5 separate regions of the Homo sapiens genome follow, and regions 1, 2, 3 and 5 are each linked to region 4. Evidence: chromatin loops called from intact Hi-C (ENCODE). Cell type or tissue: endothelial cell of umbilical vein. All regions are shown on one strand. Each heading gives the region's core, and the rest is flanking DNA. Links, peaks and the distances in the headings are about the cores only.

What was found. Peaks named below come from ENCODE experiments on the same cell type or tissue, not always from the same donor. Only the 100,000 strongest peaks of a DNase experiment are listed, where the experiment ranks them.
Region 1: a loop joins it to region 4, with 9 times the contacts of the local background. A loop is called at or near these places in 2 of 110 quality-filtered maps.
Region 2: it touches region 4 in a loop (5-fold over the local background); 5 of 110 quality-filtered maps call a loop at or near these places.
Region 3: a loop joins it to region 4, with 4 times the contacts of the local background. A loop is called at or near these places in 3 of 110 quality-filtered maps.
Region 5: a loop joins it to region 4, with 5 times the contacts of the local background. A loop is called at or near these places in 2 of 110 quality-filtered maps.

Annotation. Positions count from the first base shown.
Region 1 is chr10:132,651,986-132,658,055 of GRCh38, forward strand. The region is part of intron 4 of INPP5A (inositol polyphosphate-5-phosphatase A); the gene reads left to right. Among named protein-coding and RNA genes, the nearest start is that of INPP5A, 120 kb to the left of the region's middle. In endothelial cell of umbilical vein, for the core only: a CTCF peak has its summit at 2,894 (motif pointing right); a DNase peak (open chromatin) is centred at 2,926.
Region 2 is chr10:133,327,264-133,333,333 of GRCh38, forward strand. The region is part of intron 5 of ZNF511-PRAP1 (ZNF511-PRAP1 readthrough); the gene reads left to right. It overlaps CALY (calcyon neuron specific vesicular protein), which reads right to left. Exons shown (of 6, transcript NM_015722.4): 2 at 1,592-1,746; 3 at 642-752. The coding sequence starts at 1,726. Among named protein-coding and RNA genes, the nearest start is that of CALY, 6.6 kb to the right of the region's middle. RefSeq lists an enhancer at 2,883-2,962. In endothelial cell of umbilical vein, for the core only: a CTCF peak has its summit at 2,654 (motif pointing right); a DNase peak (open chromatin) is centred at 2,658; H3K27me3 peaks cover 1,695 bases.
Region 3 is chr10:133,140,756-133,146,706 of GRCh38, forward strand. It overlaps the pseudogene RPL5P28. Among named protein-coding and RNA genes, the nearest start is that of KNDC1, 16 kb to the right of the region's middle. RefSeq lists an enhancer at 1-96. In endothelial cell of umbilical vein, for the core only: a CTCF peak has its summit at 3,283 (motif pointing right); no DNase peak of the experiment used is centred there.
Region 4 is chr10:132,936,508-132,942,462 of GRCh38, forward strand. It overlaps CFAP46 (cilia and flagella associated protein 46), which reads right to left. Exons shown (of 58, transcript NM_001200049.3): 1 at 5,929-5,955; 2 at 5,473-5,597; 3 at 5,084-5,215; 4 at 4,489-4,553; 5 at 2,082-2,246; 6 at 1,045-1,168; 7 at 454-548. Among named protein-coding and RNA genes, the nearest start is that of CFAP46, 3.1 kb to the right of the region's middle. RefSeq lists enhancers at 1,126-1,853, 1,854-2,579, 5,376-5,955. In endothelial cell of umbilical vein, for the core only: a CTCF peak has its summit at 3,973 (motif pointing right); no DNase peak of the experiment used is centred there; H3K4me3 peaks cover 328 bases.
Region 5 is chr10:132,662,890-132,668,959 of GRCh38, forward strand. All of the region lies in intron 4 of INPP5A (inositol polyphosphate-5-phosphatase A), which reads left to right. Among named protein-coding and RNA genes, the nearest start is that of NKX6-2, 120 kb to the right of the region's middle. RefSeq lists an enhancer at 2,871-4,070. In endothelial cell of umbilical vein, for the core only: no CTCF peak of the experiment used is centred there; DNase peaks (open chromatin) are centred at 3,332 and 5,072; H3K27ac peaks cover 2,961 bases.

The sequences.
Region 1 (6,070 bases), core at 398-5,397, 290 kb before region 4:
TGTGCTCAGGATGTAGCTCCTCCTGTCAGCCTTCCTCCCTCTCCCCCTTGGTCCCTCCTCCCTCTCCCCCTTGGTCCCTCCTCCCTACCAGCTTCTTTCTCTCAGCTCTGCCATCCTTTCCATAAAATGGCAGCTTCCTTGACCCTCTCACTCTCCTCTGCCATGACCCAACGTAATGTGTTTCCCAAGTAGGGGCTTATTCAGATGAAAAAGAAAAACACCACTGGGGGAGCAGCAAATTAGACATTGCAGAAGAAAAGAGAAGGTGACTGAACTTGAAGACAGCCACAAAATTAAAGTGAAACAGAGAGAAGGACTGAAAAGTGGATAGAAATCACTGTGAAATACCAGGTGTCCTAACACGTGTGGCTGCAGCCCCAGGAGGAGCGGGGAAAGGAGGCAGACAGGGTGATGCTTACAGATGTCATGGCTCAGATTTCTTCATCAGTCCATGAAACTTACAGAAAGATCCAAATACTGCAACAAGCTTCAAGCCGAATAAACATACCAACGCAGGCCAAGGTCCGATTGCTGAAAGCAAGTTACATGAAGGCCCTTCCTTGCCACCCATCATCCTCGGAAGAGTGGGGCTCTGCTCCCCGTCTCTGCGTGCTGCCCTGCCATGGGAGCCTCATCTGTGCCAGTCGCCAGCTACCTCTTCCTCATGGGGACCATCGCTCAGCTCTTTCCAGCTTCCTTTAGATATAAAGACACAGGTATTTTAAAAGTGAAGGGACGGAGGAGGATGTACCTTGTAAAACAGTCGTTAGAAGAAAGTAGGAGTGGCTGTCTGCATGTCAGGGTGCCCTCAGAACGAGCGTGTTGTCGGGGCTGAGAGCGGTCATTTCACGATGATAAGGGGTCAGCTTTTTGGGAGGACATAGCGGTCGTGAACGTGCGCCCCTAATATCAGAGCTCACTTAGACGCGAAACCGACAGGGCTGGGTGGAGACGGGAGGCTCTGCACCGCAGGAGGACCCCACAGTCCCCTCCTGCTGGCCGATGTGCAGGTGGGCGGAGGGGCAGTGCCCGCCACCCGCACCCTTGGCATCTGAGGCTCTCCAGCCAGAGCAGTGGTGGACGCAGCCACCGACAGAAGGCACCCGCGTGCTGGGCCCTGGCCAGAGCAGGCCTCTCCGTCTGTCCGAGCCTGGCTGGGATACCTGAGAGCGAGGCACACATGGGCTGGCGGAGGGGCAGCCGTCATGCTGTAGTTCTGTTTCCACCAAAACGTTTTTCCACATGAGGGCGAAAGCCTCAGCAAAACCTCCTTCAGGCTCCCGAGGGCCGCGGCTGCCTCCACACCTGGCTACCTTCTTCAGGCCCCCGAGGGCTGCGGCTGCCTCCACACCTGGCTTTCAGGGTTTTCCAGGTGGGTCCGGAGCGGCCTGTGCTTAAGGGCTCAGGTCCACCCGAGACTCTGCCTGGCGTGCGTATCTGGGCATCTGCACCTGGCTGCCGGGCACAGGCCGTGCCAGGCCTGTACGAGCTCTGGGGTTGTTCTCCCTTCTTTCCAGGGTTCCTCCCTGGCCCTGGGTGGTTCCAGCAAAACAGTCGCCAGGGCACATGAGTCTAGTTCCAGAAAGACCTTGCCCCTGCCTCTGAGAGATGGAAAGGATACAAACGCATTCTCTTACCAAAAAGAATTAAATTAGAAGTAAATAAAAAAGATATATGGAAAAGTCTCAAATATTTGGAAATTAACTTGTTTGTTAATAATCCCAAGTCAAAGAGAATTACAAGGTATTTTAAATTATGTGAAAAGCTAGAACCTTCAAAATCTGTGAGATGCCAAAATAGTCTGCACCCGCTGCAGATCGTACGGCAGCCTTCAGCGCGGGGAGCACGGCGCCCCCCGTCAAAGGAAAGGTGCCTCTCAGGGGAGGAAGCACAGGGGCTGGGCCGGGCCCCTCCCCTCAAGAAGCCGCTGTGTACTTGGTGCCTCAAAGTGCCCGACAGTGACGTGGGCCTGGCAGCCCATTCTTCAGCACACACGCTTCCCAATTACGTCTCTGAGATGTCTGAAACCAGGGTGCGGGGCACCAGGGCGGCTGAACAGGCCACCCAGAGGCAGCCGTGCTGTGTCTGAGGCCCCGAGGCTGTTCCTCCAGTCACCCTCACGATGAGGGTTTCCGGAAAATGGGACAGGATAAGGCTTGGGAGTGAGAGTGGGTCTCAGGCCTGCTCTCGGGGAACTGTGGCCTGGCAGGAGCTCCCGTGCCTCTGCTGCCGCCCTTCAGCTCAGTGGGCTCCAGCCCCGGCTTCCCTGCCTGGGCACGGACCTGATCTCTCCCACAGCCACGGCCCTGAGTGAGGCTTTAGGCCAGGTGGATGGTGGAGGGCAGCCTTGCCTGGCAGGTAGGAGGGTCCAGGATGCCCCAGATGCCCAGTTAGCTCATGCCAAGCTGGTGCCAGGCGGGCCTGTCCTCCCTGTCTTGTCACTGAGACTGGGCTGGCAGACCTCGGAACGCTGCCCCCTGGGCCACCACTGGCTGCCTCAGTGGCCTGGTCTTTGCTGGGGGCCCTCGGGGTGTCTGTGTGGCGGGGCCTGACTTCCCCGGGGTCCTGGGCAGAGCTGGGCAGCAGCGGCCAGCCAGACAATCACCCTCCTGCCCCAGCCAGGTGCCCTCTGGCTGTCAGAGGGAGGAAAATTTAATTTTTACAAGATTGATGGTATTGGAGCAATATTTTTAGCTGAGTCTGGTTCAAATAATAGGCCATTAATTGAAAAAGGAAATTGAAATGAATTTATCTTGTACATAAATGCTGTCACGGGTATTAATAGGGATCAGAAAATAGTGGCCTGTTCCCAGAAGGCGATTGAACCTGAAGCTGCGCCTGGCGCGTGAGCCTGTGGGGGGGACGCGGCTGAGGGGCTTTGAGCGACCTGCAGGTGCCCATTGCCACCAGGAGATGGCGCCCACGCAGCGCCTGAGAGTTTCCTACCGGAGATGATCAGAAGGCAACTTTTAATGCTTAAAAAATGAGGATATTAGGCTGGGCGCGGTGGCTCACGCCGGTAATCCCAGCACTTTGGGAGGCTGAGTCTGGGATGGACATGCACCGACTCCGCCAGGCGAGGTGGGCCTGGCTCAGGGCAGAAGGCCCCAGGAGGTGCCCAGGCTGAGCCCCGAGCTCTGCGCCCGCATGGAAAATGGAAAAGTGGCGAGAGCCAGGCTGGAAGACACCTGAGTGCCAGGCGGTCTGTGTGCCTCATCCCTGAAGCGCCTTTGTCAGAGCCCTTGCTCCTGGGTTCAGCCTGGTGTCCCTACCCCTGGGAACACATGTCCACCCACAGCACTGGAGACAGGGCTCAGAGCTAGCCCCGCCGTGGAGGTCTCGGTACCACGTTGGTACCCAGAGAAATTTCTTAGCCACCGCGGTGCATCCTCCCACACAGGCCTCGACACTGAAGAAGTGCCTGGGCGAGGCTTTCCCGGGCTGCCAAGTGCCTATTGATCCACAGCTCCAACAGCACAGAAATCCCGTGTCTTGTCTGCCGGGCACGCAGGGAGCTCCGAGAACACATCAGTCAGCGCCCAGAGAGCCGACGTCGGCCAGAGGACGCAGGGTAACGGCTTTCCTGAACTCCGCTTCCAAGAGGGTTCTGTGAGGAAGAGGTTGCAAATTCATTTTCGTTTAACGTCACCCGCATCTGGTTTCACCACAGAAGTGGAGCCCTGCAGTGGGAGGGGTGGGGGGCCTGTCACTGGGCTTTGCTGCTGATTTGGCCTACCTGGGAAGCCCAGAAGATGTATTTACTGTAGGGACTTGAGGCTTGCTTGGGGCCTGGTAGGAGCCAAGGCCACCCCATCCTCCCAGCTCAGCTTGGTGACTTACCATCCATGGCTCTGGTTCGCTTGTCACCCGCCCCTCCCAGAGAGGCTGCGTGGGGCTGCAGGCGCCTGAGTGTAGGTCCCAGCCTGTGTCCTGGGCTCTAGTCCCATTGAAGCCTTGTGGCTGGCTGGGCATGGGTCCCATGCAGACTGGTGGGGCCAGGAGGGCCTGGCGTGGGCACCTGCAGCAGCTTCTTCAAGGCCTCCCAGCACTGACCGTGGCCTCTCAAAGCTTCGGCTGCTTCAGCAGCTTTCCTGCTGGGAGCTGTGAGCACTGCTGGGGCCCATGCCCAGGACTGTCCTGACCGGACTGAAAGCCCTAGAGGGAAGCTGGCAGTGGGGACAGGGTGCAAGAGGAAAGACCCTCTCTCCATGCAGCTCCTTCATCCACCCACCTGGAGGAACTCCTAGAGGGAAGGTGGCAGTGGGGTCAGGGTGTGAGAAGGAAAGCCCCACTCTCCTCTTCATCCACCCACCCAGAAGAAGTTTGAAGAAACCATGCCTTTTAATGGCTTAAAGTTGGAGCAGAAGGGTTTATCTGCTGATACAATTAAGATAGCTTCGGGAGAGGGCTGAGAAGGTGTGGCCTGGCGGACACACTGCCTCCAGGGACACCCCTGCCCCCGCCAGCTGTGCCTGCTCAGAGAGTGCCTGCTCCTCGGAGGGTCCCCCCTGCTTGGGAAGGTACCTGCTGCACAGGACCCCAGCTGGAGTCAAGGAGTCAGCAGAAGAGGGGGTTGGAGGAGCGGCTGGGGACAGGAGGTGGCTGTGCGGGCTGCCCCACCTCGCCTCTTGCCTGAGCCCCTCTGTGGCCACATAGACAGAAGGAGGGGTTGGAGGTGCAGCCAGCCAGCTGGGCCAGGTGAGCCGGTCCTGAAGGGCACCAAGCAGGGTTGCCCCGGGCTCCTGAGAGGATTTTTCACATGCAGCAGCTGGAGACAGTTTGGAGGGGCCCAGGGCGGTGCAGACCCTTCCACAGCTGCTCAGGTGGCCCGGAGGCGTGTGCACCCTTCCCTATGCAGCAGGGCTCCACAGGCCTGGGCACTCAGCCCAGATGGTGCATGTGGGGAACCGTGGGACCCCATGTGCCAGGAGTCTCTGGGCAGACAGCAGCGACAGGGCTGTGTGGGGACTTGGGCAGGCCTGAGCCTGGGGTCCGATGACCTAGTTGGGTCTGGGGCAGCCACAAGCCGAGGCGTTGAGGAAGAGAGAGTGAAGTCTGAGCTCCTTGTGTAGGAGACCTCCGTGTGGAGTAGCCCCAGAGGCAGGAGGCTGCCTCAGCCAGGATGGCCCCATGCACTTGCTAAGCTGCGCCGCCTGCTCACTCAAGGCTCTTGGGCTCGGAGCAGAACTATGAGCCTGCAAGGCCTGCTGGGCAGAGTGGCCACAGCACGTGGCCGCTGGTCACCAACCGGGGGCTTACCCCTCTCCCACCCGCTAGCGCTGCCTTTGCACCTCGGAGGGCAGGTCTCTGCTGGCACCATGAGTGACCTGCAAGCACTGCCATGGTGGACTCTGCTCGCGCCTTGGTGGCTTCTAGGCTTTTCCAGGGGCTCTGGCCTCCTGCAGAGCAGGGTCTGCCTCCCCCGCGGCTGGGTCTGTGGAGAGTGAAGTGGGGCACAGATGCCCTTTGCAAGTGCTGTGCACGGCAGCTCACAGCCCCCACCCCCAGCTCTGTAGTCTGTAAGAGGCAGGCTCTCGGCATGGCCCCCAGGCAGTGGCCCTGGTGCTCTTGGGGTGGGGGGCCCCAGTACCCAGCGGTGGCCCAGGAATGAGAGGCCCGCTGCTTCCTGGGAGAGGCCCTTCTGCTTTCCCTCCTCCTCCTCTGTGAGCTCCCCCTTCCACTCTCGTTCTCCTAAATAAGACTTTAGGGAGAATTTATGGAAAATTGATGGAGTTTACGGATGTTCTTTGATCCAGAGAAGGGGAAGGAAAGGCAAACGCGTTTATGATGAGGAAGCTCATCTGCCTTAGGGCTCCAGCCCTGCCCTGGGGCTCGCTGCCTCCTCACCTGCCTGGGGGCAAGACAGTCCTGATGAAGTGAGAGGGGGCGAGATTGGTTTTCTGAGGGCACCGGGCCCTTCATGCTCCCCTAAATCACGGGCTGTCTCCTCAGCGGGCAGGTAATGACCTGCTCCCCGGCCCCAGCACCTGCAGTCCCGTGGGACGCGATGATGTGCGGCTGGGGCTGCAGTGAAGGTGAAACTGTCATATCGATCTTTTTAGCACTAAAA
Region 2 (6,070 bases), core at 548-5,547, 390 kb after region 4:
TCTTGCAGGAATTTGCAGTTTTCCTGCGGTGTGGGCTCCCAGGGGATGGGGCCGCAGCCTCAGGGGAGTCGGAGGCTGCACTCACCAGGCCTCCCAGGTGACTGCCCACAGTGGGTGCATGTGTGGTAACATGAGCTGCAGACTGGAACGTGAGGCCAGGGGCGGGGAGCCCTAGCAGATCTGTCTACTGGAGAATGGAAGGCTTTGGAAACAGTCCACTAAAAATGACTAAAGCTATCATTAGTAACATTGACAGATTTAAACAAGAGGATGAGAGAAGATATTTGCCAGATATACTGCAGAAAGGAAGTATTACATAGAAAGCCCGTAAGTCACTGAAGATGAGACAATGACCCACTGGGCAAACAAGCAAGCAGCACTCGCGGGCACTTCCCAGAAAGAAAAACATCTCAGGAGCGCCACTGTTTGGTCAGTCTGCACCTGCAGCCTCGGGAGGGGGCCTGGTGGGTGCAGGGCAGCCGGTGGGGCCAGCTCTGGGCGGGATGACTCACTGCCACCCTCTCCTCCCTGAGAGCAAGGGGACCCCAGACTGGCCTGGACGGAACCCAGGCACCCCCAGCTGCCTTCCACCTTCTCCTCCTGTCCTGAGTCCCCACAGTGGGTGGGGTGGGTGTGGTTACCCTGCGCCCTTCCTCTGGGTGGCTGCAGTTCAGCCTCTGGCCCTCCAGGTCAGGGAAATTCTGCTGGTCTGGGGAGGACAGCTGGTATTCTGTCTGTGTCTTGATGACCACCTGTGAAAAGAGATGGCCATGGCCTCAGTAGGCAGCTGGCAGGGACCCAAGAGAGCCCTGAACTGAGAGGGGAGGGAGCCAGCGTCAGCTTCGTGGCAGTGGTGTTGACGCTGACCCATCTCCCAGGACTGTCTGGTGGATGGCAGGGCTCCAGCAGCCACAAAGTGAGGCCAAGGGAAGGTGGACGCTGAAAGTCTGTCTGCTGGGCGCATGGCAGCTCTGGGCCTGGCTGGGCTGCTGACAGAGCCCCTCACTCTGCCTGCTGCCTTCAACTCAGGGTGCTGGAGAATTGCCCTTGGCCAGCAGGGGTGGTCCTCCTGCCCCGGGTCCCCAGCATAGATGCTGCCCCCACCTCCAGCAGGGACAACTCGGGGTGCCCTTCATGCTGCATGACTCCCTGGGGGGTCAAACTGGGCTGGGCTCAAGCTGAGCTCTTTGCTTCTCCCCAGTTTCTGCTATAAGCAACCCCAGTGGTCACTTGCCCAAGGACCCCCAGATCTCAGGCTAAACCCAGGACAGGGCCATGCCCCGAGGGGAAGGGTGGGAAGCGTTGCCTGCTGAGTGCCCTATGGACAGCACGTGGGCGGGGTGCTGTCTAGGAGTCAGTGCGTGAATTCTCGGTTACCCATCAGCCAGTTTGCCCAGCTCTGGCATATGGGGGAGCTGACCAGGAGGTCACACAGAGTGCCCATGGCCAGCTGGGGCTTTGGCCCCCATGGCCCTTCATCTGTTTGCTCTACTGCACCTGGGAAGAGGCCATATCTAGACAAACCTCACCCCACACCCCTTTGTTCCCAGGGGAGCCTGAGAAGGGCCCCCACGCTGGCCCAGGCCCTCACCTGGTCAGGGAGTGGCGGCTGGAGCTGGCTGATGTCCAAGGGGCTGATCAGAGGCACACTGTCCATGGCAGCCCCATCCTGGTCCCCAGGGTCTTTACCTGGCTTCCCAGAGAAGCTGCAGCCCAGCTTCACCATGGTGGATGGCAGTCCTTGTCCTGTCCAAAGACAGACAGAGTCACTGCCCACAGGCTGCCCCCTGGATGCCCACGCCAGCTGGCTCTGAAGCCAGAGGACCCTGAGCTGGGCCTAATGCTCCTCACACCAGAGCCAGGGACAGGCTGTAAGTGGTCAGGCCAGCCTCCTTGGACAAACCGGTCAAATCCAGCGAGATGCTGGGTGCTGTACCTTCTTGACCCCCACAGCCCCTCTGGACCCCACAGCACTGCAGGGTACAGCGCCCCAACCAGTGACTGTCCACGAAGCAGGGGGAGACTTCCAACGGCAGCTGCTCTAGACAACCTCCTCTTTTTTCTTCTTCTTCCACTGGTGGCTGCTCTAGACAACCTCCTCTTTCTTATTCTCCTTCTTCTTCTTCTTCTTTTTTTTTTTTGAGACAGGATCTTGTTTTGTGGCCCAGGTGGGAGTGCAGTGGTGTGTTCTTGGCTTACTGCAGCCTTTGCCTCCTGAGCTTCAGCAGTCCTACCATCTCAGCCTCCCGAGTACCTGGGACCACAGTGCGCCCCACCACGCCTGGCTAATTTTTAAAATTTGTGTAGAGACGGGGTTTCGTCAGGTTGCCCAGGCTGGTCTCAAGCGATCTGCTTGCCTAGGCCTCCTACAGTGCTGGAATTACAGGAATGAACCACCGCGCCTGACTCTAGACAACCTCCTAAAGCCGACAATCCCGGACATCAGTATGGAGAGCTGGGTGCCAGACTCAGCACATAAAAATGCTGGAGACCCAGCTAAATTTGAATTTCAAATAAGCAACGAGCTCATTTTTAATATAAGAGCATCCCACGCAATACGCGGTATGGGACGTGCTTATCCTGAAGTCAGTCCTCATTCTGTCTGGCGGCTCTCTGCCAGAGACGCACGAAGTGAGAAAGAGCGGCCACAAGAGGGCACCCGCGAGTCAGCCCAGCTGCGAGCCTGGCGCTAAAGGCCGCGGAGAGCGGGTCTCCTGCGGAGCTGAAAGCCACAGCAGGGCCCCGCGGGGCTGGGAGAGGGCGGGCCCCACTAACCCAGAGAAGCCGAGGGTGCCCGGCTTCGCCTTCAGGCGGACCTTCTAGAGAAAAGGAATGCAGCGGATGACCTCCGAGCTGATGGATGGAAAAAGCAGAAAAAGAAAATGTATTCAATCAATCAAAGGAGAAAAGAAAGGTCCTGTGTGCAGTAGACACGGAACCTGTGGCCCGGTGCTATGGCGGCGCCTGTGGTCCCAGCCACTCGGGAGGCTGAGGCGGGAGAATCGCTTGAACCCGGGAGGCGGAGGTTGCAATGAGCCGAGATCACGCCACTGCACTCCAGCCTAGGTGACAGAACGAAACTCTGCCAAAAAAAAAAAAAAAAAAAAAAAAAGGCAGGGCGCGGTGGCTCACGCCTGTAATCCCAGCACTTTGGGAGGCCGAGGCGGGCGGGTCACGAGGTCAGGAGATCGAGACCATTCTGGCTAACACGGTGAAACCCCGTCTCTACTAAAAAATACAAAAAATTAGCCGGGCGCGGTGGCGGGCGCCTGTAGTCCCAGCTACTTGGGAGGCTGAGGCAGGAGAATGGCGTGAACCTGGGAGGCGGAGCTTGCAGTGAGCCGAGATCGCGCCACCGCACTCCAGCCTGGGTGACAGAGAGAGACTCCGTCTCAAAAAAAAAAAAAAAAGGAATCTGTCATTACAACCTTCTCTCACAAAGAACTCCAGGCGCAGACAGCATCACCACAGCATTCTACCAACCATTTACAGGGAAAGTAATGCACGTCCACAAAACTCTTCCAGAAAGACAAGGGAGCACTCACCAGCTCCTGAGGCCAACGTAGCCTCAGTCCCTAACCCAGCAAGGACAGCAGCGGAGAGGAGCTCACAGGCCAGCCCCCGCCACACGTACACACCACTGCGAGGCCCCAAAGCTCAAGCAGCGTGAATCCAGCGAATACAACAAGGTAACATATCATGACAGTTTGGGTGTATTCTGGAAATGAAGTTTGGCTTAACATTTGACAAGCAATCATATTTTTCACCATATTAACAGAATAATGAAAAAGCGTTATCTGATCAATTGCTAGAGGAGCAGAAGTAACTCTGGGTAAGACTCAGGGCTCATTTACTATTCCTCGGACCCATTAGTGCATTAAGGCAGGAGGCGAGTGCTGTAACCCGGTAACAGTGAACCACTAAATCCCCACAGCAAACCTCACTGAATGTGAATCCTGAAAGTGCCTCGATCTGCGGTTCTACAAGTTATGGTGCTGGAGGTCTCAGCCAATGCTGTAGGGCAGGACAAAGAAAGAGCTCCAGTGCCAGACAAGAAAAAGTAAAACTCTGATTGATTCACCCATGAAACAGTGTCTGTGTTTAGAAACCCCAAAAGAATATATAGACAAATCATAAGGATCAAAAAGTGAGTTTGGCAAGGTTGTTGGATTTAAGGTATTCAGAAATCAGTTACATTCCTATATGTCAGTGGCAAAAATAAATAAATAAATAATTTATTGAAGTACTCAATTTAAATAATATCAAAACTATCAAATCCTCAGGAATAGGTGTAAAAAGAGCTGAGGAGCAGGGACAGGGCAGGGCCTTCACATGGAATCCAGGAAACACTGTCGACAGAGACCAAGAAAAGCTAAATTCCCCAAGTAAATGGGGAAGGCTGTGGCTATGGATTTTGGGAGTTTCTATGTTTAAACAAATTACCCACCCCCCAATCTGTAGATGCAGTAAATCTTAAGCAAAATCCCAACAGGGTTTTTAAAATGAACTTGACAAGCACTGTCATTTTATATGGAAGGCAGAGGGGCAGGAACACATCAAGTATCTTGGAAAAGAACATGGATTGCCAGGCACAGTGGCTCACGCCTGTAGTCCCAACACTTTGGGAGGCAGAAGTGGGTGGATCACAAGATCAGGAGTTTGAGACCAGCCTGGCCAACATGGTGAAACCCTGTCTCGACTAAAAATACAAAAACTAGCCGGGCATGGTGGTACACGCCTATAATCCCAGAATCTCGGGAGGCTGAGGCAGGAGAATCCCTTGAACCTGGGAGGCAGAGGTTGCAGCGAGCTGAGATTGCACTACCACACTCCAGCCTGGGCAACAAGAGCAAAACTCCGTCTGGGAAAAAAAAAAAAAAGAACATGGAGGAGGTCTCATCTGCCAGGGTCTAGCTTGTTGCACAGCATTGGAAATGGAGAGGTGTGGGGCTACTGCGTGGTGGAAAAAGTCCCACGTGACACACTTTGCACACACAGACCCTGATTTGCAGCATGGCTGCCTCTCAGTAAACCGCTGTCCACATCAAGAGCAATGAGCCTGATCCCTACCTCACATTACACAGAGAAGTCTACTCCAGGTGGATAAACCTAAACTGGAAAAGCAAAACAATAAAGCATCTCAAAGATAATACAGAAGAAGATTTTTCTGGTCTCAGGGAGGGAAATGTTTCTTCATTAGGACAATAGGTACTAACCATAAAAGGAAATATTGATAAAATGACTTCATTAAAACTATGAACTTCTGCTTATCAAAACAGCCTTCAAAAAATGGAAGCAGAAACCAAGACTGGGAGAAGACAGTTGCAACCCACAAATGATGAGGGTGCATTGTGGGTTGAATGATGTTCCCTCAAAAATACATCCAAGTCCTAGGATCTGAGTGAGGGGTGCCTTTGAATGGGATCTTATTTGAAAATAGGGTCTTTGCAGATGTAATCAAGCTAAAATAAACTCGTCCTGAATCAGCGTGGGCCTTGACCCAAAACTGGTATCGTTATTAAAACAGGGAAATTAGACATAGGAGAGTGTTATGTGTAGACGGAGCAGAGATTGGAACGATGCAGCTGAAACCCAAGGATTGCTTGGGCCACCAGAAGCTGGAGGAAGCAAGGAAAAAGCTCCCCTAGAGGCTTTGGAGGGAGCATGGCCCCGTGAACACCTTCATTTTGGACTTCTTGACTCCAGAACTGTGAAAGAATTTGTTATTTTAAGCCACCTGCTTGTAATTTGTGACAGCAGCGCGAGGATGTCCAATTAACTGCCAGAGCCAGCAGTGACCAGTCTTTCTCGCCCTGCAGTGGCCAGGCTCCGCTGTGGGTTCCAGGTGTGGGTAGGCACCACGGGAACAGGAGCAAGGGACCCGCGGTCACAGAGCTTCTGCCCAGCTGCTGCCACTCAAGTACAGATAATGTGGAGGCATCTGCGTGGAGGAGAATCTAAGGGTGGAAGGAGCTGAGGGTGGAATGATTGCAAGGTGGAAGGATCCGAGGGAGAAGGATTGAGGGGGTGGGGGGGGGGGAAGGATCCGAGGGGTGAGGGATCCAAGGAC
Region 3 (5,951 bases), core at 240-5,239, 200 kb after region 4:
CTGGCTGAGTAGCATCAGCCTTCAGAGCAGAGGGCAGGGCTGGCGGAGAGGGCCCAGCTGCATCGTGTCAGCCTCCTGGATGTACTGGGAGCAGCCTCAGGCTCGGCTGGATTTCATGGGCAGGATGGTCATCCACGGGAAGCAGAAATAAGAACCTTGTGACTCTCTTGTGTGTCCGGGGCCTCAGTCCTGCTCTGGAGGTGCTGACCCAGGGGCCTCGGGAACCACGGTGGGCTCCACGCCATTCACACGCAGGGTCTCTAAGCCACCGTCCCTCTCCTTCCACATGCCTCCCGCCTTAGCGCCGTGCAGGGGCAGTGACCCTCCCCTGCAAGGCTGGGGCCTCCCCAGGTCACAGGGGAGAAGGGCAGGCAGGCCCCACACAGAAACTTCTGGGGCCAGATCCGTGACGCTGCCCTCTGACATCAGCGGCATTTGTGCCTCCCCCGGGGGCCTCTGGGAGCCAGCGGAGGCCAGGCCACAGCTTGGAATGCCTCAAGGGAAACCGCGTGTCTCGGCCTCAGCCTGCGGCCCTCCTGGAAGGAGGGGTGAAATATCACAGTGTCCACAGCTGGAGCTCCTGGAGAGCACCAGGGACCCCAGCCTCCTGCCCCGTCAGGCCACAGCATCAGGGAAGGACGGCAGCCCCTGTGGGAGGTGTGGCAGGGGCGAGGCAAGCAGCCTCCACTGTGAGTACAAAAGCAAGGCTGCCAGGGAAGGGCCCGTGGCCAAGAGCACCCAGTGAGGCCCAGGACCCAGGGGGAATTAGGTCGGGAGACGGCACCTGTGGTCGGCGAGCAACAAGGACACGCACAGTCCTGTACCGTCCCCTTCCCAGGCCCAGGAGCCACCCGCAGGGGCTGAGCCCTGGGAGCATCCCAGCCGGGCTCTAAGGGAATGTACAGGGGGCCCGGTGACCTGGGCTGGGTCTGGGCTGGGGCCTCCCGGGTTCTCTCACGTGTGTTTCGGCCCCTCTGCAGTGTTCAGATGAGGACGGGGCTCAAATCCCCACACTGGGTAGGGGTGGAGCTGGGACCTGTGAGCATTGGGCCCCATGAAGGGTCCCCTCCAGTTCTCATAAGCACGTCAGGGCATCAGTGGGCTCCGGGACCCTGACCCTGCTCTGCAGATGGCATCTGGGCATCAGCCAGGAGGAGGCCTCCTGCTCTGAGCTGGTTTTTGGAGAAGCCATTGAGGCACAGAGGAAATGTGGGACTGGAGGACGTCCTAGAGGCTGGGACACCCTCACCGGTGCTGGGATCCGGGGGCCCGACACCCCCCAGGCCTCAGCCTCACTGAGCGGCCACCATCGCCCCGAGGGCCCACGGCACTACGCAGCATCCCGGAGCCCCGTGGCCCTGTTCTGCCCTGGACCGCGCACCCTGCTCCCGGAAAGTCCTGCCTCCACAGACACCCCGTGCAGGCCGGGACCTGCACCCGAGGAGGCACACACCGAGCAGTCCCTGGTTTCTGCTGCTGCCCTGGGGGCGGGGCCGGAGTGTCCGGGTGCTGAGCACGGCCCCTTCCCTGTGATCGGCGCGCCAGCCAACAGACAGAAGAGAAAACGTGAGTGCATTAAGTACGTACCTGCTTCTCAGGTCTTTTCATCTTTTTCTGAGAAACATATCCTATTTAATTGAATGAAAAGGAGCGTTCCGTTATTTTCCAAGAAATGACCATTCATCCAGGAAAGGTGATGGGCTTTTTGAATTTTATTTACAGAAAACTACAGTATAAGATCAGTTTTGCTGTTTACGCGTTTGCAAACGGCATGGCCGATGAACAAGACGCATCTCATTCGGATTCAGTTTGAGTTTATTCTGGAATTTTGTTTTAAAGACAAAGTTGTTTATAATGGCTTAGTCTAAGGGCCAGGAAGGTCTCGCCTGGCCCTGCCCTTCAGACACGCCCCCACCTTCACGTCACCCTTCGCCTCACAGCCTGACGGCCACCTCCCCGGTCACCTGGTAAGGCCCTTTATGGAATCTTCTTCCATGAAGAGAGCAAGAGGAACAACAAGCTGTTTTCTTCTCTGCACTCACTCGACACCACAGAACACTTCTGTGGCCGGACATGTGTGTCTCCAGGGACACCAGCTGAGTGTCCTATAATTCCGTTCAGCCTCTACACCATCTACCCGGCGATGGTGTCCGGCCCCACGAGGGGAAGCTGTCCCACAAGCCACCCGCACTGCAGGTCCCGATCACAGGTCTGGCCCACCCGGATGCTCCTTTCTGACTGGCTGCAAAGTGGGGTTCCCATGATCCCCTCCTTGGGTTCGATTAATTTGCCAGGACGGCTCGCAGAACTCAGGGAAGTGCTTATGTACATTTACCCGTTTATTCTAAAGGATATTATAAAAGATGCAGATGAGAAAGCAGCTTTTATCTGAGGAATGTGGGTCCCTTTAAGTTATCAGCCCAGAGAGGCCCTGGAATAAGAGCGGCCGCCCTCCCTGCCTTAGAGACCGACCGACACCAAGTAGCAATAAATGAGCCTGACATGCCCCACGCCAGGCCGTCACTCAGACCCCAGAGTTCAACAGCCGTTGACTGGTGAGTCAATGGCGGCCCTGTAGACAGAGGAGACTCCTGACAAACAGCTGAGCTAATCACCAGTCAACAGCCACCCTGTAGACAGAGGGGACTCCTGACAAACAGCTGAGCTAATCACCAGTCAACGGCCGCCCTGTAGACAGTGGGGACTCCTGACAAACAGCTGGTGTGGGTCACACCTCGTCTTTTTTTTTTTTTTCTGTCTGTAGGTTTATTGTCTTGATCTGAAAAATCCTCATAGGTAATTGTTCGGTTGAGCTCTCAGCAGCTCCTGAGCTCCAAGGAAGCTTGCCTTCTTTGAGCTACCCGAACTTTCTTCTGAGCAAAGGCCATTTTGGGACGGTTTTGCCTCTTCTTTCGAACTTCTTTCTTGGGCTTCTTCTCATAGCCTGGATTCTCTTGTAGAGCAGCATGAGCTTTCTTATCTCTCTCCCCCACTGTGGGCGGCAAGCCAGCCAGGTGCCGAGGCAAGAGACGGAGGGCACGAGCTGATCCAGTGTAACAAAATATATAAAACAACAAGAGTTATGCTAGATCTAGATCATAGATATGATTATATATGAATATCATTCATCATCAGTTTGTAGCAATTACTCTTTATTCCAATATTATAATAATCCTCGCTCTACAATCATAACGTAGGAAAAACCAGGCCATACAGAGATAGGAGCTGAAGGGACATGGTGAGTGACAAGTGACTACAAGGCAAGTGCGTGAGCCTTCTGTCATGCCCGGACAGGGCCACCAGAGGGCTCCTTGGTCTAGCGGTGATGCCAGCATCTGGGAAGACACCCGTCGCCGAGCAGACTGTGGTCTAGCGGAAGCGTCAGTGCAGCGGTCACGCTCCTGGTCCGCTCTCATGTTCCATCCCGTACACCTGGCTCCGCCCTCTAGATAGCAGTAGCAAAATTAGTGAAAGTATTAAAGTCTTTGATCTTTCTGAAAAGAACATAGAAGAAATAATGACATAAGCTGTCCTCTCACTCCCCGCCTCGGCTACCTAACAGGGAAGGGCCCCATGTCTGGTGGACACGTGACTCACATGACCTTATCAATCACTGGAGATGACTCACACTCTTTACCCTGCCCCTTTTGCTTTGTATCCAATAAATAACAGCGCAGCCAGGCATTTGGGGCCACTACCGGTCTCTGCGTCTTGGTGGTAGTGGTCCCCCGGGCCCGCTGTCTTTTCTTTTATCTCTTTGTCTCGTGTCTTTATTTCTACAATCTCTCGTCTCCGCACACGGGGAGAAAAACCCACCGACCCTGTGGGGCTGGTCCCTACACCCCACCATGTCTGGAGTTACGCTGTTCTTTATGTATTGAGAGAACTGTTTCTTGTAAGCATCTTCATCTTCTTGCATTAAGTAGCACATGTAATCTGCAACATTCTGGCCCATGATGCCCTTCCGTGTACTTCTGCATTAAATTCCTTGTTTTCAGAATCATAACCAGGAAATTGTTTGGTACTGTGAGGGATAGACCAGCCTCCATCCACAGCTCCATTCAGGGCGCCAAAAGCTTTATTGCCAGTGGTAGTTCTGGCAAGGCCTGCATCCATATAGCAGGTGAAGGCACCTGGCCGACCAGCAATGCTTTCCACATTCTATTCATCACCAGTCACCTCCACTTCGCCTTCTTAGATCTTGTCCAGGCCAGACCTATTGAGAAACCTGCAGGCCAGCAGCAGCCAGGACAATACGCTGTGGCATAATTTATCAGGCCGACCTTCACACTGTATTTTGGCAGGTCATGTGCATACGCTGTGCAGACTATCATACCCCCTCTATCTGGGCATAAGCGATCTGACAAATGATATCTCTGTTTGTTACACCAACTATCATCCTGTATTTGGGTGTGTTGTATTTGTTTTTATACTGAATCGCCAAGCGTTTCCGAGCATAGCAATCAGTTTTACCCTCTCATCATCTTCTAAATTTCACTTGGTATCTCTTAAAGTCGGCCTTATCCTGCACAACTTTAACAAACCCCATCCTGCGGAACAGAGTCCTGCGTCTGCGGCTCAACAGAGACCGGCCCCTTGTCCCCTTTTTTGCTTTTAAAAACCTGCTTGTAAGAACCAATGCAAGAAGTCCAGTAACTCAACTGGCCAGAGTGCTGTGTGTCCTCCAAACAGCCACACCAGCTCTCCAAGAAGAGTTCTTAACCAGGCTGATGAACTGCCTGGAGTGACAGAAATAGAATTCAGAATACAGCTAGGAGCAAAGGTCGTTGAGATTCAGGAGGACAGCAAAACCCAACTCAAGGAAAATAAGAATCACAATAAAATGATACAGGAGCTGAAGGACGAAATAGCTGGCGTGAAAAACAACCTCATGGATCTGACAGAGCTGAGTCACCACAATACAAGAATTTTAGGCCGGGCGCGGTGGCTCACTCCTGTAATCCCAGCAGAGACGAGTCACCACAATACAAGAATTTCAGGTCAGGTGCGGTGGCTCACTCCTGTAATCCCAGCATAGCTGAGTAAACACAATACAGGAATTTCAGGCCGTGCACGGTGGCTCACGCCTGTAATCCCAGCACTTTGGGAGGCCGAGACGGGTGGATCACCTGAGGTCAGGAGTTCGAGACCAGCCTGGCCAACATGGTGAAACCCCGTATCTACTAAAAATACAAAACCTAGCCGGGCATGGTGGCAAGTAACTGTAATCCCAGCTACTCTGGAGGCTGAGGCAGCAGAATTGCTTGAACCCAGGAGGTTGAGGTTGCAGTGAGCTGAGATCATGACACTGCACTCCAGCCTGGGTGACAGAGTGAGAATCCTTCTCAAAAAAAATTCTTAAAAAAAGAATTTCACAATGCAATCACAAGTATTAACTGCAGAATCAACCAAACTGAGGTAAGAATCTCAGAACTTGAAGACTGGTTCTCTGAAATCAGACAAAAATAAAGAAAAAAGAATTAAAAAACCTCCAAGAAGTATGGAATTATGTAAAGAGGCCAAACCTATGAATCACTGGCATCCTGAAAGGGAAGGGGAGAAAGCAAACAACTTGGAAAACATATTTCAGGGTCTCGTTCATGAAAACTTCCCCCACCTTGCTAAAGAGGCCAACAGTCAAATTCAGGAACTACGGAGAACCCCTGCAAGATTCTACACAAAAAGATCATCCCCAAAATGTCTGACATAATCGTCAGATTTTCCAATGTCAGTATGAAAGAAAGAATGTTAAAGGCAGCTAGAGAGAAAGGGCAGACCACCTACAAAGGGAACCCCATCAGCCTAACAGCAGACCTCTCAGCTGAAACCCTACAAGCAAGAAGAGACGGGGGACCTATATTCAACATTCCTAAAGAAAAAAATCTTCAACCAAGAATTCGATATTCAGCCAAACTAAGCTTCCTAAGTGAAGGAGAAATAAGATCCTTTTC
Region 4 (5,955 bases), core at 956-5,955:
CGGCCCCCAAATACACTGTGATCTCCTCACTCCCCTCAGCCCCCAAATACACTGTGATCTCCTCACTCCCCTCTGCCCCCAAATACACTGTGATCTCCTCACTCCCCTTGGCATCCAAACACACCATGATCTCCTCACTCCCCTCGGCATCCAAACACACCATGATCTCCTCCTACAGGCTCTTTCTGCACTTGGCTTAAAGCCGCCCTCTCCCTTCTGTGGCCTCACTGGCCTCTCCTCTGTGCTGGGAGGGAGGCAGGGCCAGGAATTGGGGTGGCCTTCGGATCCCCACACCCTGAGGTCTCCCAGGCTCCTATTCTCCAGCCCCACTCACTGCAACTCCAGACTCACAGGCCCCTGGACACAGGACCTCCCCCCATGGAGGGGACAGAGCTCTCCCAAGCCCAGCACTTGTGAAACTCAGTATTTGCTCTCCCTCCCAAAACGACTTACGCCTTTAGCATATTAATATAGAAAGTGACTGACAGGCTAATGGAATTTTTCTTTTCTTCCTTTAACTGAAGTTCGTCCATTAATTCATGACGAACCTGTCATAAAATGGAGCAGATTATTAATCTGGATTCAAACAATTCGGTAGAGGTTCAGATTTTGTGTCTAGATTTTATTTTCTCATTAATTTTGTATCTAGCTTTTCAGATACAACTTAAGCTGATTCCCCATATGTCAAAATGGACTGCTGATGAATGAATGCTTTTGGTACATATTCTTGTAGTAATTACTTGTATCTTTGTGAATTTTCTATTAACTTTAAAAAAATTCAAAGCTATTACAAAGGAAATATTTAAAGAGCGACGATAAAGGCAAAAGACCCTGTTTTGTTTTCTAAATGTCACAGTTCTATACATCTTTGCATTGGATGAACTGCTATTTCTTTTTAATATGCTTATGTAATTTTGTTCATGTATGTATGCATATAGATTTTTATATCTCTCAGCAAACTTATGTAATTTCTACGCAGTTTTCTGAACAATGACTTTTAAGAAAATTACTTCTTACGTCTCTATTTCTAATACGCTGATTTACCATAACAGAGAATATCTGCCGGTATTTCTGTGGCACGTGAGACTTAATGAACGGAGCTGCCGTGGAGCAGAACCTGGCAGCCTCCTCCTTTCTTCCGGCTTGCAGATAACACTCCAGAAGTTCCCTGGATAATAGAAACACACCACTGGTCAACCTGGTTGAAACTGTTTTCTCCTATCTAATAACCAGGTTATTAAACCATTACATATTTTGTGTTTCACAAAGTTTAAAAGCTACCCTGGGGTCAGCTTCTTCAGCCAGAACCAGGCTGTGTGGCTCACCAGGAAGGGCCAGCAGGTGCCAGACAGCTCGTTACCGCTAGCACCGGGGCATTTTGAAATGAAAGATCTGTATTGATATTCTTCAAAGGTTCCCCAAACGGCCATATGGCAAGTAACCAACACCTGCAGGCTGTGGGCTTGGTGCCGAGGGGAGCTGCTCTGGAGTTGGCACAGCTGGAATCCTCAATGGGGACATCCACCCGTCCCCAGCCTGCACAGAGAGTGCCGCAGACACAGAGAGGCTCGGACCCGTTTCCTTTCCGCCGCCCGGCACAGTGACCGAAGCATTGGTGACAGCCTGTGCGGTGACCCCTCAGGGCTGAGACCCAGCAAGGCCGGCCTGCCCTGTGCTGCCCCAACTTCCTCGCAGGGCTGCCTGGGCTCCGCATGTGCTGACTCTGCTTAGTTTTACGCTGTTAAAACGTCTACTGCGTTACCATTTTAAGAACTAAGATTGTAAAACCGTGAGCCAGGCTGCGTGGGGCAGGATCATATCTGCTTTGCTGGGAGTCTAAACACAGTATCTTGTTCTGTTGTCATAACCTCATAACCAGGGCACGGCAAATGTCATCTACAGATTTTGGAAACGACCTTCGGACAAGACACACAGAAACTTGTGACTGTGGGAGAGAACGCACATGGAGTGTGCCCCAGTGATGTGGAACTCCCGTCCCCCCCCCGGAGAAGGGGTGGTGGCCTCAGAGCCAGAGGGCGGCCCACCGGGAGGCCACAGAGGGCACGGCGAGCTCAACTCACAGCATCAGCTCAGCACGCCACTCCTTGTCTTCCTCCTCAGTCTGACTCAGCACGTTTATGATTTGGGAAAGGCTGGGGATCAGATGGTGACGATATCCAGGCTTGAGGAACGGCCTCACCATCTGCCAGTAGAGGACTGATGCATTGTACACCAAAAAGTAGTACCTGCGGCGCGAGCAGAGGAAGCAGAGAGCACGCTCAAAGCCCAGCCGGCCCAAGCTGCAGAACCAAGGGGCCGCTGTGTCTCCGGAGCCCCTCCCAGGAGGGGCCTCAGGTCCTCTCCAGCAGATGGCAGCAGCCCCACCTGAGAAGCTTTGGCCCAGCCTGCAGGAGCACCAGGATGCAGAGCCCTTCCCTGGGACAGCCTTGGGCGACCCTGCGTCCGACGTGCCATGGCTCCAGCGCAGGCCCGGCTGTGATGACCCGGCCACAGGCTCCCGAGTCCAGACCAGGGCCTTCTTCATCAATTATTCCACAAACTGATCGGCCCCCTCCCATGAAAATACACCACTGGGCAAGGCCTCCTCTGACTCTCAAGGGATAGACAAGAATGGGCAAGGACAGAGGGAATCAAGGAAGGCTTCCTGGAGGAGGTTACATGCCTGCTGTGACCTGAAAGATGTCAGGAGGCAGCCAAGACAGTAGTAGAGGAAAAGAAGGTCAGGAAGATGGAGGAGAAGGGAGGAACCTTTGGGAAACAAAGTTCCCGTCTGCCAGCATAGAGTGTGAAGTGGAGGAGGGTGGGCTGGAAGAGTGAGCAGAGACCCCTCTCAGGGGTCTGGGCCTCTCCCTGGGCAGCAGGGAGCATTGCAGGGACTGAAGTAAGGGAATCCGGGCCCATCTGCCCTTCTCACTCTAGGGCCACTCCACAGTGGGGCAGGCCAGCTCTGCCATGTAGGGCCTGTGTGCCTTGTGGTCCTGGGCCGGCCACCAGGTGGACCAGCACTGCTCAATGCCCAGGTGGGAGGAGGACACCAGGGTGGCTGTGGCAAGCCCACTCCTCTGAGTTTACTCAGAGCCACCACGTGACCCTAGGACAGGACTCATCCTGTTTCCAGGTTTTCAGGAGAGGAGCGGAGGTGCGGGGTGTCCTGACCAGACGGTCACGCCTGCTTGAGTCAGAGGGGTCATCATGGGACTCCAGCGGCCTGCTGCGTCTCCCTGAGTGCTGCGTCTCCCTGAGTGCTGCGTCTCGAAAGGAACCCGTCTCCTCCCTGTAAGTGGCTCTCCCCAAATTCCCACTGTGGCCTCCACATGCCCGTGGTTGGGCTCACAGTCTCCTGTCCCACTGACACTGCCCTGGACAAGCCAGCGCTGCCCTCTCTCTCCACACAACCTGGACCCTTCCCAAAGATGGTCCTGACCTCTGGCAAGGCTCTGTCACCCCCTGACCCGTCCACAGTGCCCCTGAGGGCCCTGGAGCAGAGCAGCCTCCTTCCCATGGTACCCACCACTCCCGCGTCACAGCACCCTTGGAAATACCCCTTGTCTTTAGAATCTGTGGCTTGAGGTGGGGCCTCCCCGTCCCTGTCCCCATGCAGAGAGGATCTGTGGGGCTGGGCCCTACATCCCCAGCACTTGCAACAGGGTGTGACCAGAGAAGGCCACCAGCAGACAAGCAGGCCGATGTGGGTAGAACAGACCAGGGAACCCACAGCTTCTATTTAAATATCCTCCAAACATTGTATCCTATTTGAATATGTGATATATGTTCAAGCAAATATGCTTGAAACTGTCAAGCTTGCACAAAACTGATTTGAATAGGATATGAATCAGTTTTGTGCAAGCTTAACAGTTTGAAGCATGATATTTGTTTTTGTGCAGAAAGCACTGATTTTGTAGAAAGTGCTGGAGTCGCCTCCGCAGGGACAGCGGCCTTGGCCAAGTTGTCCGCTAGGGAGCAGCAAAGGCACGCTGGGCCGAAGAAGGAACCGTGGGGAAGGAGAAGGCGCCCTGGGGGTGCGCCCGGGGAGGCCCTGGAGAAAACAGACTCTTTTTTTTTTTTTATTGATACAGAGTCTCGCTGTCATCCAGGCTGGAGTGCAGTGGCGTGATCTGGGCTCACTGCAACCTCCGCCTCCCGAGTTCAAGTGATTCTCCTGCCTCAGCCTCCCCAGCAGTTGGGATTACAGGCATGTGCCACCACGCCCGGCAGAAAACAGACTCTTCACAGCCATCTAAAATCACGAAAACCGCCGAGTGCAAAAGAGGCTGTTACTCGGAATTCGGCATGAATGTGGCCTGTCCACACGCTGACGAGATGAGGGAGTGATCACACGTGCATGAAAATCACAGACCACAAACGAGGGGAAACCCCACAGTTCAAATAAATACACCCACTTGATAAGTTCTGGCTCTGAAGTCTTTCACCCAGTCAGTGAGAAACGGCCACTTCAATTTTGCCTACCTCGGTTCTCCTTTGGCAAAGTTTATGGCCTTCATGTACTCAGTCACGCAATTTTCAAATTCCTCCTAAGGCAACATAAAGAAGCACAATTAGACCGAAATACTGACCCCTGCTCACTGCCCCATCTGCGGATGCCACGGCTCCCTCACGGTTGGCCTGGTACCCCCTGTGTGTCACCTGTGTATCCACAGGTGACGGTGTGGCAGACACAGCCTGAGTGTCGTGGCGAGGTCCTGGACCTGCACCCGGGTTCCCGTCCCGCAGACACAGCGAGGCAGCAGAAACCGCAGTGCCTGTGCTCCAGCACGCCCGCCCCACCCCAGCTCCCCTGTGCCCACTCGGGGCAGCTGCAGGCGCAGATGCCACAGAGACCACGCTGCTACGAGGCAAAGGTCCAGGGGTCCTGTGTGTCAGATATCACCACTTGAGCAAAAAGCATGGACAGGAAATGGTGCAAGTTTCGTGTCACTCTGGAAAGGAATTCCTTCACTCTACTACCCTAAGAACGATTTTAAGCCTGGTCTAGCCTGGCATTGCTCTGGAGATGGGGTGAAAATTGAACTGTTGGGGATAAGGGGCACAGGACGCCTCTCACCAGGTTTTCTGCCGACTTCGGGGCACACATCTGGGCCCTGCACAGGTGCGCTCGGCCCAGAAACTGGGTGATGGGCGCCTTCACCTTGAAGTACATTTGGATGCAGTCCTCGCTCACCTCTGGCTGCCTCATCTGCAAGAGAACACCACCACAGAAGATCACAGACCCGGAGGGGTGGCCTCCCTGCCCAGAAGCACCACGGGCCCGCTTTCAGAACAGGCCCCCAGCACAGGTGGAGCCTGTTTCCAGCCCCATCCTCCATCCTGGCCCCTTGACTGCCCGGCCAGGAGCTGCCTCTCCCCAGCCCCACTCTGCATCCGCTGCACACCCAGAGGCCCTCCCTCTCCCTGTCAAAGCTGCCCTGACCGAGGATCCCGGGAACTAGTTACCTTCAGGGCCTGCTCTGCACACAGAACAAACAGGTCTGGGCTGAAGCTCTCTGAGGGGTCAAACTCCGATTTCCCTAGGTTGGCCGATTTGATCAACTCGTAGGCCTTCTTCAAGGACGCAGCATCTGTCCCAAACGGGTGGTTGAGGAAGGTTTGGTCACTGGGCTGGGAGAAGTGAGCCGGGCAACGCCATCCCGAAGGCCCCAGGCAGCCGCCTTGGGCCCCCGGGCCACAGCCACCGTCAGAACCTGTCGCCGCCAGGGAGCAGCGGTGTGGGCGCCTTCCTGTACGTTTGCTCTGGTCAGACGATCGGGAGGTGGGGGCTCCGGCTGTGGCCCTCGAGGGATCACCCATTGGGCGGGCTGGGATGAGAGGGTCCGGGGCCTCCCCGGGGCGGGGGTCGTGGCGGGTCCCGGGGCCTCCCCGGGGCGGGGGTCGTGGCGGGCCTGGGGTCACCTTGCTGGCTCTCGGCGCGGGCCAGCT
Region 5 (6,070 bases), core at 687-5,686, 270 kb before region 4:
ATGGTTTCACGTGTGGATGTGTCAGGACTCATCCAGTTACACGTCACATGGGTGCAATTCTGTCAGTGCCACTTACACGTACCTTAGCACTCTAGAAGGAAAATCTAGTCTTGTGGTGGATGGCTTGTGAGGGGTCAAACTGCAGATTTAATGGAAAAGGGAAGTACTTCCATCAGCAGCTGGCCCCTCGAACGGACTGTGCACACCACTGTGTGTCTCACAACTCAGGCAACTCGGCACGCCGCAGGACATAACGGCAGAGTGTGAGTAATTTTCCATTTTATATACACATATGCGTATGTTATATAAAATTGAAAAGACTTTCTTCTCGTTAAATCTTATTTTATTTTGACACAGGATGTCACTCTGTTGCCCAGGCTGGAGTGCAGTAGTGCAATCGTGGCTTACTGCAGCCTTGAACTCCTGAGCTCAAGTGATCCTGTGGCCTCAGCCTCCCAAGTAGCTGAGGATACAGGTGTGCATCACCACGCCTGGCTAAAAAAAAACTGTTTATAGAGACTGGGTGTCACCGTGTTGCCCAGTCAGGTCTCCAACTCCTGGCCTCAAGTGATCCTCTTGCCTTGGCCTCTCAAAGTGCTGGGATTACAGGTGCGAACCACTGTGCCCTGCCAAAAAGACATTTTTAAGGTTAAGTAAGGCTTTGTTGATTTTGAATGTAACATTATTCCCACTCAATGAGTGATTTTGGTCGACGTTCACCTGTACTTTCTCTGCACTCTGAGCCGGCAGGTGCCACTTCTAGCTTCTGGCTGGGGTTGGTTTGCAGTGGAGTCTGTGCCTGTGGCAGCCGTCTGCATGACTTTGGGTCATTGCGCTTTCCTTGCCTTTTGGGGAGGGTCCCTGGTGCTCTGTGAGCAGATTCGCCCCTAGGGGTGAAGTCATCTCGCTCCTCTTCTGAGCCGTGAGCTGGGCAGGGCCGCGCTCACATCATTCCTCTCCCCCTGTCGCCGGGTGGGAAATCCGTAACAGGCTCTGTGGCAAAGGCTGGGCCAAGGTGCCTCGTGGGCAGCCGATCCATCAGGCGGCCGACAGGCGTGATCGAGTGCCGTGTCACACGCAGCCCAGGAAACAAACACGCCGCGCGAAAGGTATTGGTGAACGAACTGAAAAATTGTAAAGCTCTTAAGGACTTTCATGCTTGTTAGCATTTTTTGACAGAAAATCACTGAAGCAGTGAACATAAAGAAATAGCCATGGTTGATTCACAGTTTAGCTTGTTGTTCTGTTCATTTGGCCTCAGGTGATGTTTCACTTCCGGAGCCCCGTGAGCTGCTCCTTGCTCTGCCTGGCTTTCTTTCCTGTGCAAATTCTTGCGGGTCCCTCAGCTGTGCTCACCCAACCACAGCCTCCCTGGAGATGGGTTTTTATGATTTTGAAGGAGACCGAAGGAAACTGAATGAACAAATATTTTCTCCAAAGCCCGTCCAGGTTTGGCTTCAGATGCTGTGAGCCGTGTGTACATTTCTAGGCTTAATCCACAGAATGAATGTGAGCTTTTATGTCACAGCCTGCCCAGGACCCTGCTGTGTGCCTGGAGGGCACCTGACCTGCTCTTGAGGCTTCACTACCTGATGTCCCAAAGGGAACATCGTGTTTTTCAGTGTGTTCCTGAGCAGATGGGTGTCTACACAGACCTCGCCTGTTGCCCTGTGCGTTTGTGTGATGAGTTGGGGTGTGGCACACCGCTGTGTGGGGGTGGCTGGGCCTCTGAGTGCGCTCTCTCACAGCCACGTCTGCTGGGGCCCACAGCTCCCCATCAGCAGCAGCCCAGAGCTGAGCACAGAAGTGTGGGTGATTTTCATGAGTGCACCTTGCCATTTGGCTTGGCACCTGTTAGAACTGCTATGTGCTCTTTGAAAACCACCCATCCTTCTGTCCCAAGGAAGGTGACAAGCACGATGTTTTCCTGGGAGAAAGTGGCTCCCATCCTGGCCACACATCCCTGTCAGGGCAGCGTTTAGTGCATCCCACCTGTGCACGTAGAGATGCATCCTGCTGTCTTAAGTATCGGAGTCCCCGATGTAGGCTTGTTGGGGTGGCTCAGGTTTTCCCGTTGCAACTGAGGCGTTGAGCAGTCAGGGGCTGCCCCTGCCTGCCCAGAACTTTCCTGAAGTCGTGGCCTGGCAGCGCCCCGCCTGTGCAGGGCAGGTCCCTCAAGGCCAAGCCCTGTTGTGCATGAGGGCACCCCCAGACTGAAGGAAACGAAGCTGGAGCTTCAGAGATCATGCCCACCTGAGGCCTTCCCTCGCCTTTGCAGACACACCTGTGTTTCCAAAGAAGGGGGACAGACGGAGCACTTCACTTCCATCCCGAGAGTGTCTCCCAGACAGCGCACCCCGCAGCGGCCACTGGCTGACCCGTGGCCTTGAGAACACAGGAAAGCCCCCTCTTAGATTCACAGAAACGCCCTTCCTAGGAGTAAACGGATCCTGTGTTTTTCCCCTCGATTCTGTGTCGCTAATTGTTAATTATGACAAAGGAAAAGTGATATTAAGATTCGGGGTATTTGTTTCATTGTGTAATTTCTTCCTTGGTTAAAAGGGAAGAATGGGCTGGGTGTAGTGCTTCACACCTGTAATCCCAGCACTCTGGGAGGCTGAGGCAGGTGAATTGCTTGAGCTTAGGAGTAATCCCAGCACTCTGGGAGGCTGAGGCAGGTGAATTGCTTGAGCTTAGGAGTAATCCCAGCACTCTGGGAGGCTGAGGCAGGTGAATTGCTTGAGCTTAGGAGTAATCCCAGCACTCTGGGAGGCTGAGGCAGGTGAATTGCTTGAGTTTAGGAGTAATCCCAGCACTCTGGGAGGCTGAGGCAGATGAATTGCTTGAGCTTAGGAGTAATCCCAGCACTCTGGGAGGCTGAGGCAGGTGAATTGCTTGAGCTTAGGAGTAATCCCAGCACTCTGGGAGGCTGAGGCAGGTGAATTGCTTGAGCTTAGGAGTTCAAGACCAGCCTGGCCAACATGGGGAAACCCCATCTCTACTGAAAATACAAAAATTAGCCAGCTGCAATGGCGTGCACCTGTAGTCGCAGCTACTTGGGAGGCTGAGGCTGGAGGATCGTGTGAGCCTGGGAGGTGGAGGTAGCAGTGAGCCAAGATCACACCACTGCACTGCAGCCTGGGCAACAGAGCAAGATCCTGTCTCAAAAAAAAAAAAAAAAGAGAAGAATGATATAACCACATTAGTCCTTTACCAGGTTTGCCTTAAAACTGAGTCACTGTGTGCCTGGCCTTTACTCAGCGCTTCCTCCCATGTCGTGACTGTTATAATGCATCATTACTTCCTCACTATGATTCATCTAGGAACTTGGGGGAGTAATTCATAGTCAGGGATATTTATGTTTAAACCGACAGAAAGGGAGAGCCATTTGAACACATTATTCCATGTTTTCACTGGTTTTAAATCTGATTTCTGCTGGCTGGGGGAAACTTGAGGAACTGTGAAGTCATCGTAGGCAGTAGGGAGGTAACGGATAAGGGCCTTTCAAGCATGCAGTGAAGAGACACCAGCTGTACAGCTCCCTCCTGTATGGAAAAGGTGGAATTTAGACAGTTAAAGTATTAAAGTATACATCACTGGGTTTGAAAACAGCCACAAAAAAACCCCTGTCGGATCACCCAAAACCGCTGGCCCCGTGGCGCACCATCCCGAGGCTGCCGACTTTGCAGTGGGGCTCTCTTTCCTTCTGGAGTGCAGCAGCATCTGGAATTGTCTGGGAAAACCCTGAAGGATGGCCCACACCGAGCCGAAACATCTTTCAAACGGAAATTGTTACACTGTGCTCTTCATCTTGAAATTAATGTTTGGTTGTCAATTTTTATTGCTGACCTAATGGATGAAGTCCAGCAATTGCAGCTGTCCCCTTAAAGCGGCCCCCAGCGTGTGCTGTGCAGACCTTCTCGGCAGGCTACCCACCCACCTCATCCGTAAGTGGACTCGGGTAGAGAAAGATATCTGTGCATTGAGAGCTCGTTGGAGATAACTTGAGTCATAATGTGTACTGAGTGTGCTGGGAATCATAGGAGGGTAAAGGTGGTTTTTAAAAAAGTTATTTTCATTAATTCCTCTCACCCCCAACCCCCTCTGCCACCTGGGACAAAAAAATGGCAGGGTCCTGCTGGATGCCGCTTTCCAAGCTGGGGCAGACCCGCCAGTGTTGAGCAAGAGGGAGGTTTCATCTGAGGCTGGCTGAGTTTTATATATCTATTTATGAGATCCAATAATGTAATGATGTGCTTGTCTAATAAATGCTGCTGTACAAGCTCAGGACAGCAGACGTTTCCAGTATGACCTGGATTGTCTAAGCCGCAGCCCCTTTTGGTTGGAGCTCGGCTGTTTAATAAATGTCGGCTGTTCTTCCAACCATCATAATTATTTAAAGGGGCTTCAAAAGAGAGAGAACAAATCAAATCAAGCCATTACTGTTGAAGCTCGTTCTGGAGTTAAGTGTGTTTTTAAAACTGTGGGCCTTGTGCAGAGGCTCCTCCCAGTTTTCATCTATTATCACAATAATTGAGTTTGTAGCTGGAATTAAATTTATCAAATTGCGTTATCCTCTTTAGAAATTGGATAGGCATGCTGGCAGGGCGAGGCAGAAGTTAATCTGCTTTGCTGAAGCCTCCAGTGGCCCTGCACAGCGGGGCTGAAGAGGCCCAGACAGCTTCCTGTCACCCCGGACACGATGTAATTTCTCCTCAATCCCTTGTGCAAATAATGACATTTGAATCGAGCATTAACAGGCTTAATTACTTTAAAATTGTCATTTTAATTTACACTGATATAGTATTGATCATACAAGCAGAGATTAAGCTGTTCAGTGGAGCAGATGATGGGGAATTAAACATTAAAGGGTCCTCAGGGGGCCGTGTGCGCTGCCCGGCGCGAGCCGGAAGAGGGATGATATTTCTCGGTAATGAACTGGCGGCATGCGGGGACATGAATCTTGGGCTCTTGGAAAAGGGGAAATAATGGGGTTTGGGAGGCATTTGCAGGTTATTCATTCGCCGCCATGCACCAATTCTCCAGTGATTCATCCGCCTCACCAACATTTATTTATCCAGCAAATTCCGGAGCTTTGACCTTTTTGCTAAGTACATTGAACATAAGTTGGAGTGGAGATCTTTCAAGTGTAACTTTTACAAGTATTTGTTATTTTTCCTTATTTCTAGGCAACATTAAACAAAGTTATTCAGTTTTTTGAGTGTACTGGAGTCTGCCGGCCTTGCAGGGTTGGTGTGGTGGTGAGGGACTAATGGGCTCCTGCAGCCCAGCCCCACACTTGACTTTTGAAAATTCCAGTGGCAGATCCCAGGCTCAGGTGTCACTGATCCTTTCTTAGGTGAAATGACACGAGAGCCTCACGTTCCTGCCATGGGCTGATGGCCTCGGCCTCCTTTCAGTTGAGGCTTTCTGTTGGTGGTTAGGGGGCAAAGTGACGCCCTGTAACTTATTGATGCTGCCATGGAAAAAATATGGAAATGAAGCAGAACATGAGTTTCTCAGAAGCACATTTGACGGACTTCTTTTGGCGAAAATCAGAGCACTTCAAATCCTGTAACCTCAAACTGTTTCACTTTTCAGAGGTTATATAATAAAAAGTTAAGTGATTGATTTTATAGTTCAGTAGGGAGTGATGAAATTCTTGATCACTATCCATAATGGCTTTATTTTAAACAGTGGGCTAGAGATTTAATTAAAGCATGATCAGGGAAATGAAAAAATGTTGATATTTCTCCTCAAATTAAACATGAATTTGCACAGGGAGCATTAGAAGGGCTTATCATTCCTCCTGATGTTTTTATTCTCTTCCGTAGGATTTAAAAGCTTGCGGCCCACTTCACCCCTCTCTGAATAGCTCAGGGGGCTTCAGCCCCTGTTGACCGTGCTCTGGGTTTGGTCCATTTCTGTGGCTTTCTTTAAAAACTGCCGAGCTCCATCGCACGACCACCACTGCTGGCGTTTATTGAGCGTGTACTGCTTGTGAGGCTTTGTTCTGGGGGATCATTTCCCCACTTTATCTTTGGGGTGCCGGAGACACAGGAAGGTTAAG